Linked DNA regions of Homo sapiens: all the other regions are linked to region 1. A link is a contact called in ENCODE Hi-C or POLR2A ChIA-PET data. All regions are on one chromosome and are shown on one strand. The core of a region is the stretch at or near the end of the contact, and the rest is flanking DNA. Distances in the headings are between cores, read along the strand shown. Region 1 has its middle 22 kb from the start of UBAC2-AS1. Region 2 holds the start of FKSG29 (a long non-coding RNA gene). Region 3 has its middle 40 kb from the start of DOCK9-DT.

The links. Hi-C counts contacts between places; a loop is a spot of excess contacts on that map. ChIA-PET counts read pairs that join two places held with the same protein, here RNA polymerase II (POLR2A). Pooled maps may share reads with other maps.
Region 2: a map of natural killer cell shows a loop between it and region 1 (2.3-fold over the local background). The contact joins the promoter of FKSG29 here to the enhancer-like site in region 1. A Hi-C loop is called at or near these places in 2 of 168 maps with a recorded cell type or tissue (HL-60/S4 and natural killer cell) and 8 of 50 pooled maps. POLR2A ChIA-PET finds 5 or more read pairs at or near these places in 5 of 52 experiments (A673, Panc1, T-cell and 1 more).
Region 3: a loop to region 1 is called in a map of CD8-positive, alpha-beta T cell, with 7 times the contacts of the local background. The contact joins two enhancer-like sites. A Hi-C loop is called at or near these places in 2 of 168 maps with a recorded cell type or tissue (CD8-positive, alpha-beta T cell and naive thymus-derived CD4-positive, alpha-beta T cell) and 1 of 50 pooled maps. POLR2A ChIA-PET finds 5 or more read pairs at or near these places in 4 of 52 experiments (HEK293, Panc1, WTC11 and 1 more).

The regions. Positions count from the first base shown.
Region 1 is chr13:99,176,874-99,180,539 of GRCh38, forward strand. No RefSeq gene overlaps it. Among named protein-coding and RNA genes, the nearest start is that of UBAC2-AS1, 22 kb to the right of the region's middle. RefSeq lists an enhancer at 113-202. Within about 2 kb of position 2,001, at least 3 of the 41 ENCODE cell types and tissues checked have a DNase peak (open chromatin) inside an H3K27ac peak, as active enhancers do; they include CD8-positive, alpha-beta T cell, where a contact is called at or near this core.
Region 2 is chr13:99,349,592-99,353,257 of GRCh38, forward strand. FKSG29 (a long non-coding RNA gene) reads left to right here and starts at 1,829. Exons shown (of 1, transcript NR_024013.1): 1 at 1,829-2,436. All of the region lies in intron 7 of UBAC2 (UBA domain containing 2), which reads left to right. RefSeq lists an enhancer at 2,204-2,293.
Region 3 is chr13:99,044,588-99,048,253 of GRCh38, forward strand. It overlaps a transcript of DOCK9 not described here. Among named protein-coding and RNA genes, the nearest start is that of DOCK9-DT, 40 kb to the right of the region's middle. Within about 2 kb of position 1,809, at least 24 of the 41 ENCODE cell types and tissues checked have a DNase peak (open chromatin) inside an H3K27ac peak, as active enhancers do; they include CD8-positive, alpha-beta T cell, where a contact is called at or near this core.

The DNA of each region.
Region 1 (3,666 bases), core at 751-3,250:
TCTCATCGTAAAATGGAGGTGATAACAGGCTCTACAACACAGGTGTGCTGCGGATCACACACGTGCCTGGCATGCTGAACACACTCCATATTAGCTGTTATATTATCATCTGCTGGAATCAATTCTTTATTCCCGGGACCACCAGAGGGGCAGACCGTCCCTGTTCATATACACCTGTAGTGGGTGTGCAGCAGGGCCGACGAAGACAGTTGCACATCAGAACTCACTAAGCAAAGCCTGGAAAATGCTGCTCACCCAAGGTGGGAGGATGAAGGCATGTGACACATCAGGCTCAGGGCGCCCACCCATGTCCTCCAGCTCTAACCTCTGTCTAGTTTCTTTTCTTTCCTTTCCTTTTCCCTTTCCCTTTCCCCCTTCCCTTTTCTTTCTTTCTTTTTTTTTTTTTTTTTTTTTTTTGAGACTCTCGCTCTTTCACCCAGGCCGGACTGCAGTGGCGCGATCTCGGCTCACTGCAAGCTCTGCCTCCCGGGTTCACGCCATTCTCCTGCCTCAGGCCCCAGAGTAGCTGGGACTACAGGCGCCCGCCACCGCGCCCGGCTAGTTTTTTGTATTTTTAGTAGAGACGGGGTTTCACCGTGTTAACCAGGATGGTCTCGATCTCCTGACCTCGTGATCCGCCCGCCTCGGCCTCCCAAAGTGCTGGGATTACAGGCGTGAGCCACCGCGCCCGGCCTTTTCTTGCCTTTCTTTCCTTTTCTTTTCTCTTCTCTTCTTTTTTCTTTTTCTTTCTTTCTTTCTTTCTTTCTTTTTCTTTCTTTCTTTCTTTTCTTTTTCTCTTACTTCTTTCTTTCTTTCCTTCTTTCTTTTTTTTTTTTTTTTTTGAGATGGAGTCTCACTCTGTCACCCAGGCTGGAGTGCAGTGGCGCAATCTTGGCTCACTGCAATCTCTGCCTCCCAAGTTCAAGTGATTCTCCTGCCTCAGCCTCCTGAGTAGCTGGAACTACAGGCACGCACCACCATGCCCGACTAATTTTTTGTATTTTTAGTAGAGACAGGGTTTCACCATGTTGGCCAGGCTTGTCTCCGGACCTCAAGTGATCCACCTGCCTTGGCCTCCCGAAGTGCTGGGATTACAGGCATGAGCAACTGCAGCCAGCCTAGTTCCTTTCTAAAAATATGTGACTGTGGGCAAATCCACATCAGGTAAAACGTCCCGCCTTAGCCATTTCTCAGTGTGCAGTCACACGCATTCAATGCATTCACACTGTTGTGCAGCCACCACCACCACCATCCGCGGAACATTTTCCATCCTGCAGAACTGAAGCTCTGGACCCACCGAACAACAACTGCCCATTCCCTCCTCCTTCAGGCCTGGCAACCACCACTCTCCTTCCCCTCTCCAGGCATCTGCCTATTCTGGGCACCTCATATAAGTGGAATCACTCGGTATTTGTCCTTCTGAGACTGGCGTATTTCCCTTAGCAGATGATCTTCCAGGTTCTTCCATGTTAGAGCACAGGTCAGGATTTCCTTCCTTTTCAAGGCCAATATTCCATTGTATGTTTCTGCTGCATTTTGCTTATTTATTCATCTGTTGATAGACACTTGTAATCGTTGGTCAGTTCCTTTTGAACCAGGAGACCCATTAAGGATTTTCTGATATTTCTCCAATATGGCAAGGGCCTAGGAGAATACGAAATGATTTGCAGAAGGCAAAGGAAAGAAATTCAGCCAATATACAGACTCATGTGCCTGCACAGTCCCTAAATGTCACTCATACAGTGAGGGATGGCTTTGTGCGTTCCCCATGACAGTTACTAAGTTATTGCCTCTCACTCCAAACCCAGGCTTCTCTGCTTGGCTTTGTGATGTTGGGCTGAGACTCTGCAAACCACAAGTTGGGTTCTACCATTTTGGGGTGCTACAGGAAGCTGAGGAAGAAGGAGGGGCTCGTGACCTCCTTGCTGCTTGGGGCCCCTTTGAGCAATACCCCAGGGACACTCCACCCAGCAAATGCAGCTGCTTTCTGCAGCAGCAGCTGAATCCAGATGCCAGTGCTTGCAACACCAGCAGAGCCAGTTTCACCACTCCCAGCCCGCCACCAGCTGGCCAGCGCGTCCTTCTCAGAGGTCTGGTCCCAGTCCCCTGGGACCACTCCTCTAAGTTTCAAGGTTTTGTTTTTGTTTTTGTTTGAGACAGAGTCTCACTTTTTTTGCCCATGCTGGAGTGCAGTGGCATGATCTTGGCTCACTGCAACCTCCACCTCCCAGATTCAAGCGATTCTCCTGCCTCAGCCTCCCAGGTAGCTGGGATTAGAGGCATGCACCGCCACATCCTGCTAATTTTTGTATTTTTAGTAGAGATTAGGTATCACCATGTTGGCCAGGCTGGTCTCGAACTCCTGACCTCAAGTGATCCATCATCCCCCACCTCGGCCTCCCAGAGTGCTGGGATTACAGGCTGAGCCACCACACTTGGCCAAGTTTCAAGGTTTTAATCATTGGACCTGCTTCCCTCCGTTTGCCCAGCCTGAGAGGTGGTAGCTGCTTCCTCTGTGATATCTCAGACTTATTCCTTACACCTTCAGTTACCTGGTGAATATTATATGTAGTTAACAAGTCTTTGTATTTAGTTCTCTCTTTTCATATTACTGGTGTTTCTGCTGGTCCCCTGATGGAACCCTAACTGATGTAATCCTGCTATGGTCTGAATGTGTACCCCCGTATTCATGGGCTGGAAACTTAATCCCCAATGCAACAGTGTCGGGAGGTGGGGCATTTTGGGAAGTGTTTAGGTCACGTGGGCTCCACCCCCATGAATGGATTGATGCCTCTATGCAAAGGGCTTGTGGGAAGGGGTTCACTCTCTCCCACTCTTCTGCCAAGTGAGGACACAGCAAGAAAGCCCTCACCAGAAGCCAGTGCCTCTGTCTTGGGCCTCCCAGCCTCCCTAACAATGAGAAATGCATTTCTGATCTTTATAAATTACCCAGTCTCAGGTATCCTGTTTTATAGCAGCACAAAATGGGCTAAGACAGCCACCTAGCCACTATCTCAAACCTCTAATGCCCTTGCCAGGTCCTGGGTTTAGCCCCAGACCCCTCATTCTAGGAAGAATGAGCTGGTCTTTCGTTTCATCCAGAAAATTGAAGCTGTTATAGGTGACCTCAAACATCGTCCTACCCCCACCACAATCTACAAACATTTCTGCAGCCAATTTCCTTTTGGTCAGCCTCAGAGGATAAAACATTTTTTTCCTCTTCAATTCCAAAACTTCCACAGGTCCTTTTGACTCCACCCCATTCCCATGTCCTGTGGAGCCCAGCTCTGAGCTCTCTGAGCTCATATCCTATCCCAATTTTTTTTAGAGACAGGGTCTTGCTCAGTCACCCAGTCACCCAGGCTGGAGTGCAGTGGTGTGATCATGGCTCACTGCATTCTCCACCACCTGGGCTCAAGTGATCCTCCCACCTCAGCCTCCAGAGTAGCTGGGACCACAGGCACACACCACCATGCCCAGCTGATTTTTTTATTTTTTGTAGAAATGGGGGTTTCACCATGTTGCCCAGGCTTGTCTCAAACTCCTGGGCTCAAAGAGTCCACCCACCTTGGCCTCCCAAAGTGCTGGGATTACAGGCGTGAGCCACTGGGGCCAGCCCTCTCCCAATTCTTAACACGCTTCTCTCCGTCATTTCCAGGAGAAGTG
Region 2 (3,666 bases), core at 579-3,078, 170 kb after region 1:
ATCACAGGACAGGGGGGCCCTTCCCTCTTAGGTAGCCGAAGCTGAGAGAGAGAAGGCACCATACGTCAGCGTTTTCTTCTATGCACTTATAAGAAAGATCAAAGACTTTAAGACTTTTACTATTTCTTCTACTGCTATCTACTACGAACTTCAAAGAGGAACCAGGAGTACGGGAGGAACATGAAAGTGGACAAGGAGCGTGACCGTTGAAGCACAGCATCACAGGGAGGGGTTTAGGACTTCGGATGACTGCGGGCAGACTGGGATAATATCCAGCCTCCCACAAGAAGGTGGTGGAGCAGAGTGTTCCCTGACTCCTCCAATGAAAGGAGACTCCCTTTCGCGGTCTGCTAAGTAATGGGTGTCTTCGCAGACACTGGCATTACCGCTTGACCAAGGAGCCCTCATGCCGGCGTGACAGAGGGCTCACCTCTTGCCTTCTAGGTCACTTCTCACAATGTCCCTTCAGCACCTGACCCTATGCCCGCCGGTTATTCCTAGGTTATATTAGTAATGCAACAAAGAGTAATATTAAAAGCTAATGATTCATGATGTTTATAATGATTGATAATGTCCATGATCATCTCTATATCTAATTTGTATTATGACTACTCTTACTCTATTTTCTTTTTTATACTGAAACAGTTGTGCCTTCAGTTTCTTACCTCGGCACCTAGGTAATCCTTCGCCCACAGTGAGAAGTGTCTTTTCACATGGATGACTGATGTCCAGGCTCTCCTGGATAGCCTCAGATGGGGGCTGGTTACCAGGGGAACTAATAAGTGATTAGAGGGTTGAGACTTTCAGCCCCACCCCCAACCTCTGTGATTAGGGAGAGGGGTTGAGTTGATCACCAATGGCCAGTGATATAATCAATTATATCTACATAATGAAGCTTCCATAAAACCCCCAAAGGACAGGGTTTAGAGAACTTCCAGATTGCTGAATGTGTGCTGGAGCAGGGTGCAGGGGGTGCCAGAGAGGGGCAGGGGCCATGCCCCATGCCTTGCCCTGTGCATCTCTTCCATCTGACTGTTCATCTGTATCCCTTGCAATATCCTTTCTAATAAATGGGTAGATGTCAGTGTTTCCCTGAGTTCTGTGAGCCATCCTAGCAAATTAACTGAACCCAAGGAGTGGACCACGGGAACCCTCATTTATAGCACGTTGGTTAGAACCGCAGGTTAGGTCTGGCGATTGCCATCTGAAGTAGGGGAGCAGTCTTGTGGGAGTGGGCCCTTAACCTGTGGGCTCTGATGTTATCTCCTGGGAGACAGTGTGGGGATTGAGTTAAATTATAGGACACCCTGCTGGTGTCCACTGGAGCACTGCTTGGGGTATGAAGCCCCCCAGCACATCTGGTGTCAGAATATTGTGTTGAGTCGTGTGTGAGTGTAGAAAGGAAGAAAACAGTGTTGTTTTTCTTCAGAGCCATGCTCACAATAGAAAGCAGCGTAATATAATGAAAAGAACAAGAATGGGCAGTTAGGGACTCAATCCTGGGTTGACAGGGACATCTATACACAATCTGTAGAATACTGTTGTCATTGGGGATAAAAAAAATTATACAAAATTACCTTAGGTACCAGAGGCTCTATCAGATATTAGTTATTATCATAGTATTGGGCATCTGTTTTTGTGGCTCTCAGGAAGTTTGAGAGAGTCCTAATTTAGGAGCCAACCTTGATAGTTATTACTCGTAAAAGCTTGTAACCTCTAGAGCAACAGTCAGCAGGTGATGGCCTGTGGGCCAAACTACCTGTTTTTGTACAATCTGAAGCTAGGAACAGGTTTTACATTTTAAATGGTTATATAGGTAACTACATAGTATCTTTGATCTCTTGCCTCTTTATCTTCCAAACCTAAAATGTTTACCACCTGGCCCTTTACAGAAAAATATTTGCCAGTCCCTGCTGTAGAAGGTTATATAGCCAGCAGCTTTCAAAGTAACCTTTTACCTGGAAATGTGAATTCTCTCTTAGTTCTGGTCATCTGTTATTTGTGGGAGCCAATCCTCTCTCTGTTGGCTGATGATGAGAATTCTGTTATATACCACAACACAAACTTGGGGATAAAACTTTCCATTAGGCATTTCTGTAAAATTTCCATCTATTTTAGAAGCAGAACTAAGGTGAAGCCCAGTGTGAATGAATCCTGCTTGTTGGTACAAGCCAAGTGGGACATTTGGCAGCAAAGCCCAGGAGTCCTTGGTGCTCTTCTTTTAACTGCCTCCTCATCTCATTGGGCTGCCCGGTGTTAACTGGTTGATTATCACCTCTGTGTTTTGCCTGCAAGGAAAGAAGCTACTGACACCCAGAGTGGCTCAGCGATACTCACACGTGCTTTCAGTTACTTTCGCAGCATTTGGTTAAAGTGAGTTTAGCTGCACATCCTCACTTGGTAACATTCTGTGGCTGTGAAAATTGTTTCTCTCTTTATCCTCCCCCAGCAACAGCCATTTGGTATCATCTGAGATGTGCACCAGGAGGCAGATCTGCCCTGTCAATCATGAGAGTTCCTATCATTAATCAAGTATTTTGAATTCAATAACTTTTTTTAGTGTTTTAAAAGTATTTACTGGTCCTTGATGTATTTTTTAGCAGCTGATGGAATTCACATACCATATAACTCACCCCCTCGAAGTGTACAGTTCGGTGGTTTTTAGTATTTTTTAATTGCACAAATACCGTAATTTGAGAACATTTTTCATCACCCCAAAAGAAACTGCGCCCCATTAGCAGTCATTCCCATCCGCCCTGTCCTAGGCAGCCACTTAATCTACTTTCTGTCTCTGTAGACTTGCTTATTCTGGACATTTTATAGAAATGGAAGCATATGTAGCTGATCTTTATGACTGGCTTCTTTCGCTGAGCTTCACGTTTCTGAGGTTGACGCATGTTGCAGCATGGTTGATTTTCCCTCTGTGGTTTAGATAGCAAGATCTGCCTAGTAGAGCTTTATGTGTGCAAGTGCCACTCCACCAGACCAGTTTCTGTCACTGCCCCTTCATCAGGCCAGCTTCCTTAGGAAGCTTCCTGTTGCCTCTTGGCCTCACCAGTGCTACCATTTTCATTACCGTCTATTCCGCAGAATACACGCAGTGCCAGGCTCTGGTGAGTCCCACAGTGACCAAGGCAGCACGATCCCTCCTCTCCCTGAGCTTAGAGTAGAAAGCGTCAGTTACAGTGAAATGTGATGGTCACTCTTCTGGGAGAAATGTGTAGTGCAGTCAGGAAGAGTCAAGAAATTGTGTCTGGAGGCAGCACCGTCGGAAACTCTCTACCTCCGTCTCCACCCCTGTGTCCGGGGTAGGGGCAGTGCACGTGTGTTGCAAAGGAGTCCACCAGGAATCCAAAGGGAGCGAATTCTCATGTGTCCCGAGCATCCTCAGAGACAGCAAGCTGGCACGTGGCACCCTCCTCAGCACTTTTCCTTTTTGGCTATGCTCTTTCACTTTTTGGTGCAATTTGATTTGAAAACGATTCTTTTCAAGTTGCTATGCTTCCTTGTCAACAAAGCAGTCTAATCAGTTAAAGCTAGTTCTTTTATGACTTTCTTCTTTCAAGAGTTTATAAGTATATAGCATCAGATGTGGAATAAGTTACTAGTGCTTAGTTGATAAAAATCTGCAAATTAAATGAAAATTACTTGCAAGAACTCTATTTT
Region 3 (3,666 bases), core at 559-3,058, 130 kb before region 1:
TACAGACTACTCACTAACACTTTAAAAATGTGCAAATTTTGCCACCAAAAATAAATGAATTTGGAAATACAAAAGTTTAGAACAAAAAGCTACGGAGCTAACTTAAAAGACACAAACTTTGGGCTCCCTTATTAACAATGTGTTGAAGACAAGAGCAATCATTCTCCCCAAACTATAATACAGTGCTTAAAGCCGTAAGTAAAAGAAAAACCAAAAGGACTGTCACCTGACTGTACAGCCAGGTTCTTCCATCACATGCACAAGCTCCTCCATGCCTTCCTACCCGTGTTTCTCAGGAGCAGGACAGGATTTTACCATACTGAGAGCAGAGGGGAACTCCCACCACAATTCCAGCCCATAGACATATTCACCCACAAACCATTCAGTGGTACCCAAGTCGACAGACCTTCTTCAAGAGATGTCTCACTAAGAGGATGTGGTGGAAAGGGAATCCCTGCATGCTGTTTGTGGGACTGTAAATTAGTGAAGCCACTGTGGAAAACAGTATGGGGGTTCCTTAAAAGATTAAAAATAGGACTAGCATATGATCCAGCAATCCTACTACCGGGTACTTGCCCAAAGAAAATGAAATCGCTGTGTCAAAGCGATATCTGCACTCCCATGTTCATGGCCGCACTATTCACAACAGCTAAGATATGGAATCAACCTAAGTGGCCATCAGTGGATAAATGGATAAATAAAATATGGTGTATACCGTATATACACAATGAAATATCATTCAGGCGCAAAAGAGAAAGAAATCGTCTGCAACAACATGAACATAGAGGACATCATGTTAAATGAAGTAAGCCAGGCAAAGAAAGGCTAATACTACATGACCTCACTTAGATGTAGACTCTAAAAAAGTCAAACTTACAGAAGTAGAGAGTAGAATGGTGGTTACCAGGGGCTGGGGGTGGGGTTTGGAGAGATGTTGGTAAAAAGATACAAAATTTCAGTTAGCTAGGGGGAATACAGTATAAACATGGTGACTACAGTAAATAAATAGCTGAGAGTAGAACTGAGTTCTCACCACAGAAAATGTTAAGTATGTGAAGTATTGCATGTTACTTAGCTTGATTGAACCATTCCAATTTTAAAACATCATGTTGTATACCCTAAATATACGGAATTTTTGTCAAAAAATGCATATATAAAAAGAGATGCCTCACCAGCTTAATCATCTTTTTAAAAACAAAACAAAACAAAACAAAAAAAACAGCAGCCGGGTGCGGTGGCTCACACCTGTAATCCCAGCACTTTGAGAGGCTGAGGCGGGCGGATCATGAGGTCAGGAGATTGAGACTATTCTGGCTAACACGGTGAATCCCCATCTCTACTAAAAATACAAAAAAAAAAAAAAATTAGCCGGGTTTGATGGCACGTGCCTGTAGTCCCAGCTACTCAGGAGACTGAGGCAGGAGAATGGCGTGAACCCGGGAGGCGGAGCTTACAGTAAGCTGAGATTGTGCCACTGCACTCCAGCCTGGGTGACAGAGTGAGACTCAGTCTCAAAAAAAAAAAAAAACCAGCATCACTGTGTCTAGAATTCACAAGACAACCAGGAAATATCTTAAGCAACGACAGAAAAGGCAGAAATGTATGTCCCAACACTGAGCCCAGGCTCAGCACGGGGCAGAACAAGCCGAGCGACCTCCCACCTGGCATATCTTCACTTGGAAGGTGGGACGCACACCAACAGGTTTTGCTGGAATGATGCCCTCCTGCTTTGAGTAGGAGGATCCTTAACTCCAGGGCCATAACACATTGCACAACCAAGGGCTTGGCCTGGGCTTTGCCACTCACCCATGAGATTAACAGAGGAAGTAGTTTGTTGGTTTTGAGGTTTTCAAAAGGAGGAAGGATTTTGCGCCCAGTATGCTAACCTCCTTAGCTGCGCTCCGGAAAACAGCACTTAAAGGGTTGCCCAACTTGTGGGACTTGTCTCGACAGTAAACACCTCATAGAACATGCCTGGTTATGAGGGGGCACACCTGACAGGAAAGTCCAGGACTCACAGATGAGGGGCCTTGAAGAGCCACTGTGAATCACTGCTGTGTTATCACATACTGTGTGTAAGTGCATGGGTGTAAAATAAACACACACAGCCTGGAAACCTGTTTTATTCAGAGTATAAGCTCAGATGTCAACATCTTTCTCTGCCTAGATCTATCACTTACTTTACTTTCATTCTTACATCTAACTCCTGACCTCTTAATCCTCCTGAAGACATCACCAGAAATGTCTCATACTTCATGCCTGCGTTTAAGGTACAAAGTGTAGCTTTGGATAGGTTTTTAAAAGGTTCCTGTTTAGGTTATGCTCCAAAGGAAAGCCCATCTTGACACTTCCTCTCCCATAAGGATGAGCGTGAAGAGAGCCAAAGTTGGACGAGTCCAGGTTTAATCTCCTATCTCTGATGATTAAAAGACAAAATATTTATTTAAAACACGGCCAAACAGCCACTGACATCTGTGCAATTTTTGGTGGCTATGTTGGACTATTCATGGGGGTCAAATAAATAAAAATGGCCAAGCCTATGAGTAAACTTTTCCTCATGGTAAAGTTTCCCAAGATAATGTGCTAATTGAAATACACGCCAGCTGACCCTAGAAGTAGGGCCTATTTAGAAAATTTTAAAAGTACATATTTTTTATTTCCTCAGAAACACAGCCTTTTCTGTGTATAGATTCAGGCTCTCTCTGGATGGGGCAGAGAACCACAGGCTGAGGAGTATCAGCTGCCATCGCAGCACATAAGCACGTCTGTTACCATCAGGGTCCCCAGGTTAGAATAAGGAAATTGTCTTTCTACTTTTAAACATTCTGGGGCCTAAGAACATCTTCTTAGTCTCATTTATTTTCACTCCTTAGGTGTTGTCTGAAAATAATGAAAGTCAAACTTTTTCTGAGAATCAGTGGTTCTAATCCTTTTTTTTTTTTTTTTTTTGAGACGGAGTCTCGCCCAGTCGCCTAGGCTGGAGTGCAGTGGTGCCATCCTGGCTCTCTGTAACCTCTGCCTCCCACCTTCAAGCCATTCTCCTGCCTCAGCCTCCTGAGTAGCTGGGACTACAGGTGCACACCACTATGCCCAGCTAATTTTTTTTTTAATTTTTAGTAGAGACGGGGTTTCACCATGTTAGCCAGGCCGGTCTTGAACTCCTGACTTCAGGCGATCCACCCACCTCGGCCTCCCAAAGTGCTGGGATTACAGGCAGGAGCTACTGCGCCTGGCCCTAATCTTGAAGCATCAGCCTCAAGCAACCACCTTTCCAGGAAAGTGTCCCTGGATACAAACTCAATGTATTGTTCTCCCTCCCTTTCACTGGCCTTTTACAACTCAATTCCTGCCCTCCTGTATAATACCCAACAGCAGAGCTCCTAGGAGTCAAATCCTGGGCTCTGACACAAAGTTTCACCCTGGGCAGGCCTCCAGTTTGGGGGCAGCACCAGGGACCTCAATGTCAGCAAAATCACGAATCAAACACTGATGTCCGATGACAGTTCTCACTGAGAACATATTCCATTGTATTTTAAAGTTATGGAAAATCTTCATACGGTGTTTAAAAGTGTTCATGTGCTGCTTCTTGGTTTACAGTTTTATCTGTTTTGTTTTGTTTTGTTTTGTTTCTGCCGGCTCAAAGCCAACAGCAGGATTTTCACCAAG